2 separate regions of the Mus musculus genome follow, and region 2 is linked to region 1. Evidence: chromatin contacts called from ENCODE Hi-C or POLR2A ChIA-PET data. All regions are on one chromosome and are shown on one strand. Each heading gives the region's core, a stretch centred on a gene start or an enhancer-like site at or near the end of the contact. The rest is flanking DNA. Distances are from core to core; before and after follow the strand shown.

Region 1 (5,386 bases), core at 28-2,527:
ATCATCATAACTTTGTAAACCCAGGCTCGGTGGTACACACCTGTAATCTCAGGACTCTTTCTCAAAAACCAAACAAACAAAAATCTGTAGCCATTTGACTTTTATTAGTGTGCACCTAGAAAAACAAACAAACAAACAAACAAACAAACAAACAGACAAACAACCCCAAAGCGAACAGAAGGGTCTCTTGCACTGTGAGTTAATAATGTACCTGCCATTTCCCAGAACTGTTTTACTCTGCAGCTGAGGCTGGTCTGGAAATCATTATGCAGCCCAAACTGGCCTCAAATCTGTGGCAATGTTCCAGGATGTAGGGCACCATGCTGTCTGCTTCAAACCAAACACTGGTGTCTTAAGGTTAAGGGTAGGTACGCTAAGATGCCACCCAGAAACTGAAGAGTTCTCCCAACCCTCGACAGCCCTGCGAAAGATACAACTCAGAGGTGGAGTTTAGATTCACTACAGCGCAGTGGGGAGACACCCACTAGCAGAAACGAGTCAGTGGTATTTTCAAAGTCCTACCTGGCGGTTGGTCATGTGCTTTGTCAGTCCACTCAATTATTCTAGGTCCTGTTTAAACCCTGCTGTTTAACTTCTGCAGCGGGATCCGCTAGATCAGAGCAGGAAGCAGCGCCATCGCGAGGCGGCAGGCGGCAGGTGCTGGGCGGGGAAGAGGGTGGGGAGCGGACCGCTCAGTCCCCAGAAGTTCACAGTCCGACTCTGGGTCCGGGATCTGGATCTGGGTCGATTAAAGTGGCGTATTTTATTTTTTTCGGGCTTTGCCAGTCCACTGTAGAAGGGACTGCATCTCGCACTGCTCTGTAAGTTTGCAATGAATACCCAAATGTAAGCGCGAACTACTCATGACAGTTGCGGAAATGAAGACGGCTGGTTACGTAATGTTTAAATGTACCATACACCAGATCATCAAATTTAAGTTACATTTCTTCGATTGAGTTTGCTTAACATGAGGAAGCTAGGATGAGAGAGGCGTACAAATGTTTAAGTAGTCTTGTAAATATAATCTCTAGCCTGGCCTATAATATAAAAAAAGACTACAAATTCCAGAATGCACTCGTCACTAAACGCAGGGCGAGGCCGCGGTTGCCGGACCACTGCCTGCTGGGAATTGTAGTTGGCTGCTTGTTTGTGATGCAGGTGCAACTTGGGGGAGGGAGAGCGGGAGTAAACTCTCCCCACGTGACAGTCCAGATCAGGTGGTTGGTCAGCCTGCGCGCAGGAACTATGATTGGCTGACTGTAATACGAACGACGCCACTAGAGGCGGGCCAAAGACCAGCGCAAGCGCAGAGCGTTGCGAGTCTCGGGACCCCAGTGGGAGAGACTATGGCGCTCAACAAGAATCACTCAGAGGGCGGCGGAGTGATCGTCAACAACACTGAGAGGTGAAAACACGGCGGAAGGATCCTGGAGACTTGAAGGGCGGGTGTCGGCCACTGTGTGTGGTGGGCGGTGGGATATGGTGGAGAAGGAAATTGATGGAGCGCTGTGGGGGGGGGGGCGTGGGGGGGGAGGAAAGAGGGAGAAAGGGGTGGTAACGGCCGGAGGCGGGGCTGGAGGGAGTGGGTGGGTCGTTGGGGAGGGCCGGAGTGCTGATCAGCTGGGGTGATGGGTGGGGGTGGGGCCAGAGAATGGTGTCAGGGTTTGTTTGGGAAGCCGAGTGAGGCCCACGGGTGATTTCTTGAACCCCTTCCCAAACGAAGTCTTAAAACATAGTTGCTATTTATTAGGCGTTCACTACGTCTTTACTATGCTGCGTCAGCTCTACCTTAGGTAATACATAATCCTGTGCCGCAGAAACTATTAGACACATTTTACAGGTAGGGCAAGTGACGCCTAATGAGGTTAAAATAACTTAGACCATTGTGCTGTGAGTAACAGAAGGGGAATTGAAGGAAGGTAACTTGGCCCCAAAGTCAATAGGCTTAACTACTCCTGTACAGTTTTCTCGTATATTCCAGAACTTCTCAAGTTCCAAAAGAAAGGCTGAGGCCCTAGAGGTGGTGGAACTAAATGTCTGTCAACTACTTAACCCGGTGACCCTTATAAAGGCTTGTCTCTTGCCTGGTTCTCTTGAATTCTTAATGGCTTGTGTCAGTTCCCCGAACAAAGGTCTCCCAACTTTAAGATTCTTTTTTTCTCTCCCCTCCTTGAACTGCTGGGCTTCTCTGTTCCTCTTGTTTCTTGTTCCTTGGAATTCTGACTCTCCTGACTTGCACTATCCGGGCTTGGATTAACTTGAGAGCCAAGAGAGACATGATGGAGGTCAGAGCCCACACCCAGTGTAGACAGGCACCCATCTTGGGACTTGTCACCTGGGAAGCTGACTCAGAGGAGAAGGTGGCAGTGACAAGGCCAGGTTCTGCTGACCTCGTGTGCGTAGGTCTTGGGAAGGGGCTGGCCAGCACATGTGCCTGGTGACCACTTCTTTAACCTGAGCTGCCCCTCTTTTATTGCACCAAGAAAGGATATTTGGGACAGGAGGAGACAGCTGAATGGAACCATACGAACTCAAACCTTTTTATCTTGTAATCTGAGAAACCTTACATTGTTTTCTGGTATACTTTGTCCAGTTCTTTGGCTGAGCCAAGTACTCTGATGCCATCTAATGACTGTCCCCACTTCTACCAGTCTCTCTGGTTTTTGAGGTATGGTTTCATTCCTGTAGCCCAGGTTGGCCTTGAATTTGAGGCAGTCCTCCTACCTCAGGCTTTTAAGTGCAAGGAATTCACCAGGGCTCTTTAGTTTCATTATTTGGGAGTGATTCCTTTTTGTTTGTTTTTCCAAGACAGTGTTTTTTGTGTAATAGAGCCCTGGCTGTCCAGGACTCACTAGGTAGTCCAGGCTGGCCTTGAACTTACAGAGATTCACCTACCTCTGCCTCCTGAGTGCTGGGGTTAAAGGCATGTGCTACCATACTGGGAATTTTTTGTCTCTTAAACTGAGTCTTACCTAGGTGGTATCTACCCTCCTGGGCCTCAGCACCTGGTTCATAGCTCATTGCTACCAGTAGGGTTCTAAGGAATAACTTGAGCCACACTTCTGAAACAAATGTGTCAGCAATAATTGAAGTTTAAGTATGATGCTCAAACTTTGGAATTTAAACTTGTAAACATTAATCTTTAATTCACAAACCACTGATAGAGATAAGAGCTGTGAACTTGCCGGGAGGTGGTGGTGCATGCCTTTGGTCCCAGCATTCAAGAGGCAGAGGCAGGCAGATCTCTGTGCGTTCAAGGCCAGCTTGGTCTACAGAGTGAGTTCCAGGACAGCCAGAGCTACACAGAGAAACCCTGTCTCCAAAAGAAAAAAGAAAAAGAAAAGTTGTGAACTCTTCCCAGAGAATTGAGTACATACACACACAAAGACACACACGCACTCGCGCCCCTATCTTAAGGGCTTTATGTGCAGAAGTTTTCTGCTGCTGCAGCTAGAGAAGCTTGGACTAGGGGCTGGAGAGCTGGTTTAGCAGTTAGAAATACTTCCTGTTCTCCCAGAGAACCCAGGTTTAGTTCCCAGCATCCATATGGAACAGCTCACAACCACATGTAACTCCAGCATCAGGGGGTCCAAAGCAAATATAGAATCATATCTTTTACATACATACATATATACATACATACATTGATTGATTGATTGATGCTGGGGATGAGCCTGGAGCTATTTACATATTAGGCTTGTATTTATTTGTTTGTTTTGAGACCATTTTTCTGTGTAGCTTTGGCTATCCTGGCACTTACTCTATAGACCAGACTGGCCTCGAACTCACAGATCCACACACCACTGCCTCCTTGAGTGCAGAGATTAAAGTTGGGCCATCACAACCCGGCGTAGATTAGCTTTTACAAACACTGACAAAAGAGCTCTGGCTGGGACTGAGTTGGTGGAGTGCCCTCATAACCAGCACACGCCCAAGGCTCCGCCCTAGCACCTCAGGAAACCAACAGCTTGGGAGGTGGAAGCAGGAGGGAACTTAGCAAGTTTTGACCAGCCTGAGCTATAAGAAACCCTGCCCCCAAAACACCCCCAGACAGAACCCCACTCACAGGACTTGAGAGCGCACTAAAGTGTAAACCCAGGTGATGCGATGCAGCTGCAGAGGTGAAGGTGGTTGTCTTCTTGATCACGTGGGGCTGTAGACATAGAATGTGGGGAGATTCATAGACCAGGCTTGTTCCTCTCCATTGGGCTGTGTTGATGGTTTCGTCATAGCTCCCGTGGAGACACTCTTCTGAATGACTCTGTCCCGTCTAGAATAACTGACAGCATGTCATCTGGCCACTGTATTTTTGTTTTCTTCACAGCATCCTAATGTCCTATGATCATGTGGAGCTTACCTTCAACGACATGAAGAATGTGCCAGAGGCCTTCAAAGGGACCAAGAAAGGCACCGTCTACCTTACTCCGTACCGGGTAAGTTGTACAGCAGGATGGTTGGACTAGAGGCTCTGTGCTTTCAGAGGGTCATGTGCGTGTCTTCTTCAGCCTTGTGACACCAGTGGCCCCTGAACCCTGGGGACTGTTAGCGCCTTGCTCGGCCTGTTTTTCTGTCACATGATCCTGGATTCTAGAAGCATACTGGCCCTTTGTGCCGCTCTCCTGACCTGGGCCATGCAAATTCCACAAAACTCTCTCTGAGGTAGGATGTAGCTGCCGGGATGACTTGCCTAGAGTAGCCCTTGCGACTCCTGTGCATGGTCAGAGTGATGAATGTCACAAACAGAATATGGTAGCAGGGCCGCAACCTCCAGGCTGGGCAGAGAGCCCAGCAGAACCCTGCAGAGTGAGAGGTGCCAGGCTGCAGAGTCTGCCTGGTCTGAGGGAAACCCGTGTGGGCTCTGAGTAATAAAAGCGAGTAGGTAGGAAAGGGGCCCTGCCTGTGGGAACTTAGGAAAGGAGTGCCACGTGTGGTTGTGTCGTCGCGCCCCCCCTCCCCCAGGGGAGATGTGATGAGCACATGGGCACGTTTTCATGATGACACCTCCCACAACTCCCTCACCTCTGGGGGCTGATGTTCACGTCGTCCATTAGGTTGAGTGTCTGGTGGTTTGGAAACCCAGGGGTTGACCCACAAAGTGGAAGGAGAGAACTGACCTCTGACCTCCGTGTGTGCACTGTGGCATGTGCACACCCACCCACACAAATACAACATCAATAAATGAAATTAAGAAAATAGGAGCCGGGCGTGGTGGCGCACACCTTTAATCCCAGCACTCAGGAGGCAGAGGCAGGCAGATTTCTGAGTTCGAGGCCAGCCTGGTCTACAAAGTGAGTTCCAGGACAGCCAGGGCTACACAGAGAAACCCTGTCTCGAAAAACCAAAAAAAAAAAAAAAAAAAAAGAAAGAAAGAAAAGAAAAGAAAAGA
Region 2 (5,487 bases), core at 1,861-4,360, 110 kb before region 1:
GATGCCCTGCTCTGGTGTGTCGGAGAAGAACCACAATGTGGTCACGGACATAGAATAAATAAATCTTAAAAACAAACAAATAAACCAACCTTTATGTGGGTTCTGGGACTGACCTCAGGCCTGTGGACTTGCATGCCAGGAAGCAAGTGCCTTTATCTACTGAGCCATCTCAGCAGCCCAATGTGAACAGCTTGTTGTTTTCCAGACTTCCATGACTCCTCTTCTAGATCCCCTTTTATATCAGATATTTATGTCTCTGACCCTGGGTCTTTCTCCTCTATCTATTGCCCTGCCCAGCCTGTACCCCAACACTGATTTATCTCATTCACTGCAGTGTACTGAGTAATCAGATTTCAAACAGTGTGACTCTGCTCACCCCATTATCATCCCCATGAGGGCAGGGCTCTCTGATGACTGTGTTCTTTGCGCCTACCAGGTTTTTGTTTTTTTAAATAATTTATTCTTGTTCTACATGCATTGGTATTTTGCCTATGTATGTCTGTGTGAGGGTGTCAGATCCCCTGGACCTGTAGTTACAGACAGTTGTGAGCTGTCATGTAGGGGCTGGAAACTGAACCCAAGTCCCCTGGAAGAGCAGTCAAGTGTGTTTAACCACTGAGCCATCTCTCCAGCCCATGCCTACCAGTTTTGGGGCATTATTAACTATGAATGGATAAACATCCATGAAGAGAATAAAAATCAAGACAGCCATCCTACGCTTGCTGGGCACTGAGCTCATGCCATACCTCACTACCCTCATGAATGTTAATCTGCCAGCATCTGCCTTTATCAGCAGGCGGAGCTAGCTCTGCTTGGACTGTCCACCCAGGTTAATGGCTTCAATATTAACTGTCAGTCCACTCTCAGAGGCTATCTGAATCCCCTCACCTTGCCATTTCCAATTTTGTACTGATTCTTTTGTTGTTTTTGCTGGTTTCTGTTGTTGTTATTATTTTGAGACAGGGCCTCAATACATAGCTTTGACTGGCTTGGAACTCACTATGTAGACCAGGATGGCACAGAACTCATAGAGATCCACCTGCCTCTGCCTCTGCCTCTGAGTGGGAGGACTGAAGGAATCTCCACCCCACCCAACCTGTACTGCCATTCTTATGCAGCTATAATTAAAACTCATGGTTCAAAGTGCTGCCTTAAACCAAACTAACAGTTCTCTACAACCCAGGCTGGTCTTGAACTTGTGATCTTCCTGCCTCAGCCTCCTGAGTAGCTGATGTTCCAGGCCTATGCCAACAGGCCAGGTCAAACTTCCAATTGTTGATAAATCTGACCATACCTTTCCCTCTCTGAGATACTGCCAAAGGTTTGCCATGTAGTCTTTTCCCTTTACCTCAGTAAGCAATAGCCTTGGTTTTTATCTCATCAATAACTTGTTAATTGTATTTGGGATCCAAGCTTCTGCTAAGAGGAATAAAATTCACAAGAACCCAACTAAACAAGATATCAGTGCCTAAGTGTCCTTGAAAATATCCTCAGTAACAGAACCTTGCTCAGGTATATGGAGCCAGAGCCAAAGGTACAAGCAACAACAATGATATAGTCTTTATTTAACTTCTCAGAATTTTTCTTCTTTTCCCTTTTAAACTTTTAAATTTTGTGGAGCTGAGGATGTAGCTGAGAGGTCTATCTCCTGCATCAAGAAAAAAAAGTGTGCCGGGCGTGGTGGCGCACACCTTTAATCCCAGCACTCGGGAGGCAGAGGCAGGCAGATTTCTGAGTTCGAGGCCAGCCTGGTCTACAAAGTGAGTTCCAGGACAGCCAGGGCTATACAGAGAAACCCTGTCTCGAAAAACAAACAAAACAAACAAACAAACAAACAAACAAAAAAGAAAAGAAAAGAAAAAAGAAAAGAAAGTGCATTAAAATATTGAATTTTGGGGGCTCCATTAACTTTGCATTCAGGCTAAAGCCTTCATTCGTTTAACCCATTCTCAGCACCGTTACTGTAAAAGGGTCTTACATATGTTGTTACAAGGGCAAGTTAGAGAGGTAATGAAGAAATGTAGTTCTTTTTTTTTTTTTTTTTTTTTTTTCGAGACAGGGTTTCTCTGTGTAGCCCTGGCTGTCCTGGAACTCACTTTGTAGACCAGGCTGGCCTCGAACTCAGAAATCCACCTGCCTCTGCCTCCCCAGTGCTGGGATTAAAGGCGTGCGCCACTACCGGCGTAGTTCTTTTTGGTGGCATGAAATCAAATGAAGAAAGAGTGCATTTTACTTAGCACTTAAAGGCTTTTTGAAACAAGGCATTACACAGCCCAGGCTGCCTTCAGTCCGATTCTATATAGCTGATAATGATCTTGGACTTCGTGATCCTCAGACCTCCACTTGAAGTTGCAAGCCTGTGTGTGCCACGGTGCCCAGTTTATGCTGTGCTTTGAGATTATATTTTGGCTTTAGTGCATGCTCGACATCTCCAGCCTACTACTTAGCAATTTTTAAGGAAGAATTAAAAAACAAACTGGTGAAAACTGGCTGTCTTTGAGGCTCAGGAACTCTTTGTTATAAATCCTACGCTAGAACTTCTTAGGCGTAGGTACATCTTCGATGACGATAATGATATGGCAAAGTAAAGTCTAGATTTCAAAATTTCTAGGACCTGCCCTGCCGGTTTAGGTGGGAAAAGACTTGGGCTATAAAATGTAGAGAAACTGGACCTGTTCCCTCTCGCTTTAAATCCAGGCCCAGTGCATAAACCCGGAAGCTCCGCAGGACCAGGTCCTTGCATCCCAAGTCTCTAACGTCAGTCAAGTCGGCAATATTTTTAGCCAACGACAATGAACCGTCTCCCGAACGTAACCTTTGTCCTGTTACCCTTTCGCTCCAATTTGTTTGGGTTCCAGTAAAATCAACAGCTTTCCTCTATTAGCCTCCTCACCCCGCCCGAGACCCTTGACACCCATTCCCTTCTGGTTTCCGGGGACACTGTGGTGAGAGGACCCCCCCCCCACACACACACACACCCACCGCCCTAGCCTGAAAGGAGGTGAGTCCCACAGCGCAGGCGCAATCCCGCCCCTCAAGGCCCTGGCCAATCGGTTGCGCGCGTCTCCAGGGCTCTTTTCCTCCCGGAAAGATCACGTGAACCTGGAGACGTGAGGTCCGGGAAGAGCCCCACTCCCTTTCCAGTGCCACTGCGGTCCCTTGACCTTTTACCTTGCTTTCCTTGGCGAGGAGCCGCTCGGGGACCTCCCCTGGCCCGCAGCAGGGGATTCGTCCGTCCGGCGGGCGGTACCAGCGTCGGGGATTGCAGCCGGTCACGTGAGGAGTGGCGGCGGGGACGGGGCGGGGACGGCTCGAGGGGGCGGGGCCGAGGGCTGTCTCGCTCCGCTCATAGGGCCTGGTCGGCGCCTGAGCTGCGGAGACAGGTTGTCATCGCTTTGGTGCCTGTCACTTCTGTCGCCACCTCCTCTGCCCCCAGCACTGGTCTCCGTCATGAATCCCGATCTGCGCAAGGAGCGGGCCGCCGCCACCTTCAATCCAGAGTTAATCACGCACATCTTGGATGGTAGTCCGGAGAACACCCGGCGCCGTCGAGAAATCGGTGAGCCTGGAGGGCCGGGCCTCTTATACCGAACCAGGCGAAAGACCCCCGTGAATGAGGATTTGGGGCCTCTGGAGTTGAGGGGAAGCGGGGACCCCTACTTCGATGGGCGTCCGGTGTCAGGATTAGGAGGGGAACGTCCTCTGTTCTAATCTGATGGGAGTCAGGGAGGGTGAGTACCTGTTTCTCTTGATGTCATTTAACCCTCTTTCAGAGAACTTGATTCTGAACGATCCAGACTTCCAACATGAGGACTATAACTTCCTCACTCGAAGCCAGCGTTACGAGGTGGCTGTTAAGAAGAGTGCCACCATGGTGAAGAAGATGAGGGAATTTGGCATCGCAGACCCTGAAGAAATCATGTGGTTTAAAAAGTAGGTGTATCTTAGCACATTAGTGTATGCCCAAACTACAGCTGCAGTCTGGGGAGGTCTTCTTACCGCGCATGTCGTTTAAAGGCTTAAATTGAATACTTCATGATTCAATTTTATGTGTGAAAAATAATATTACTTTTGCATCTAGATCTTTTAGTAGGATAGCATAGCATAGTTGTAAAAATGCTAATAATGAACGGTTGTGCCCAAAATTGTTTTTTTTTTTAATTTTAACAAACTTTAAGGGATGGTGAGGTGGCTACCTGGCCTAATCATCTAATTTCAATTTGTAGAAAGAGAGTCACCTCCCTTAGATTGTCCTCTGACCATTTGCTAGAGGTGGCTGTTGTACCCCCACACACAATAAGATGAAACTTTAATTTATAAAGTTCTTTTGAACTGGGCCACGGTGACCCATGCCTTTAATCTCAGCACTTCGGAGGAGGCAGAGGCAGAGGCAGGCTGATCTCTGATTTTGAGACCAGCCTGGTCTGCAGAGCTAGTTCCTGTTCGTCAGCCAGGGTTACATGGCGAAACTGTGGGAGAGGGTGGGCCAGAAGGCCGGGCAAACACTAGTGAAGCCCGCTGGGGGGATGGGGGAGACAGAGAGGCAAATAATAAAAAAGCTTTTTGTTCCAAACATCCCTATGAAAGTTCTTTAAGTGCAAAGTGAACCTTCACTTTGTAAGAAAGCTTCCCGATACCAAAGGTGTGGCGCAGTGGAACACAGATTGCCTAGTGTCTCAAGGCTGTGGGTTTGAGTCTCAGCACTGAAGACAAAACAGAGAGGGGGTGGCGAAATCCGCCTACTGATTTTCTGAGGAACTGTATTGCAAGACCAGACATTGAACTATTTTGGAACACTATCAGATTCTGTTTTTATGTAATGGGTAGTTTGAGTATAAAGTAATAGAAAGTGTGAGAGTCCGTGGAGAACCTGTCAGACCTCAGAATGAATCCGATATTCTCAGAACCACATTCTAAGAACGTCGCATTGTCGGATGGAATGCTGGCGTTTCCTACTGGCTGGCCGGTCGGGAAAACCCGCTTTAGTCTGCGGTTGAGGAAAGCCGCTTTTTCTCAGACGCTCATCTGTTGCACTTTGCTTTTCTGTTATACATAAGGGGGCTGGAGACATGGCTCAGTGGTTAAGAACACCGTCTGATCTTCAGGGGACCCAGGTTCAATTCCCAGCACCATCACAACTGATTGTAACTCCAGTTCCAGGTTATCTGACACCCCTACATAGGCGTACATACAGGCAAAACACCAATGCATATGGAATAAATAAGTCACTAAAAAGGACTTTTAAAAATTACATATAAAGGTCCCCCTTCCCCTTTAGCCTCAAAGTCATCCTCGCACAAGGTGTTTTGCTTGCGGTGGCTCTGCTGCTTCTCCTTTATTTCCTTTAAAACTTCTGTTGGGTTTTTACATAATAGAGGAACTCGTCAGCGTGTTCATTAATAAAGATAAAACTGGGAGGCTGGAGATACACCTCGACAGTATAGAGCCCTTACCTACCATGCACAGCTAACTAGGTTTAGTCCCCAG

The links. Hi-C counts contacts between places; a loop is a spot of excess contacts on that map. ChIA-PET counts read pairs that join two places held with the same protein, here RNA polymerase II (POLR2A).
Region 2: a map of gastrocnemius shows a loop between it and region 1 (6-fold over the local background). The contact joins the promoter of Acox1 here to the promoter of Wbp2 in region 1. A Hi-C loop is called at or near these places in 1 of 37 maps with a recorded cell type or tissue (gastrocnemius). POLR2A ChIA-PET finds 5 or more read pairs at or near these places in 1 of 5 experiments (Patski).

The regions. Positions count from the first base shown.
Region 1 is chr11:116,082,886-116,088,271 of GRCm38, reverse strand. Wbp2 (WW domain binding protein 2) reads left to right here and starts at 1,277. Exons shown (of 8, transcript NM_016852.3): 1 at 1,277-1,405; 2 at 4,325-4,433. The coding sequence starts at 1,347.
Region 2 is chr11:116,196,668-116,202,154 of GRCm38, reverse strand. Acox1 (acyl-Coenzyme A oxidase 1, palmitoyl) reads left to right here and starts at 3,110. Exons shown (of 14, transcript NM_015729.3): 1 at 3,110-3,559; 2 at 3,774-3,933. The coding sequence starts at 3,451. It overlaps Ten1 (TEN1 telomerase capping complex subunit), which reads right to left and starts at 3,300. Exons shown (of 4, transcript NM_027107.1): 1 at 3,172-3,300.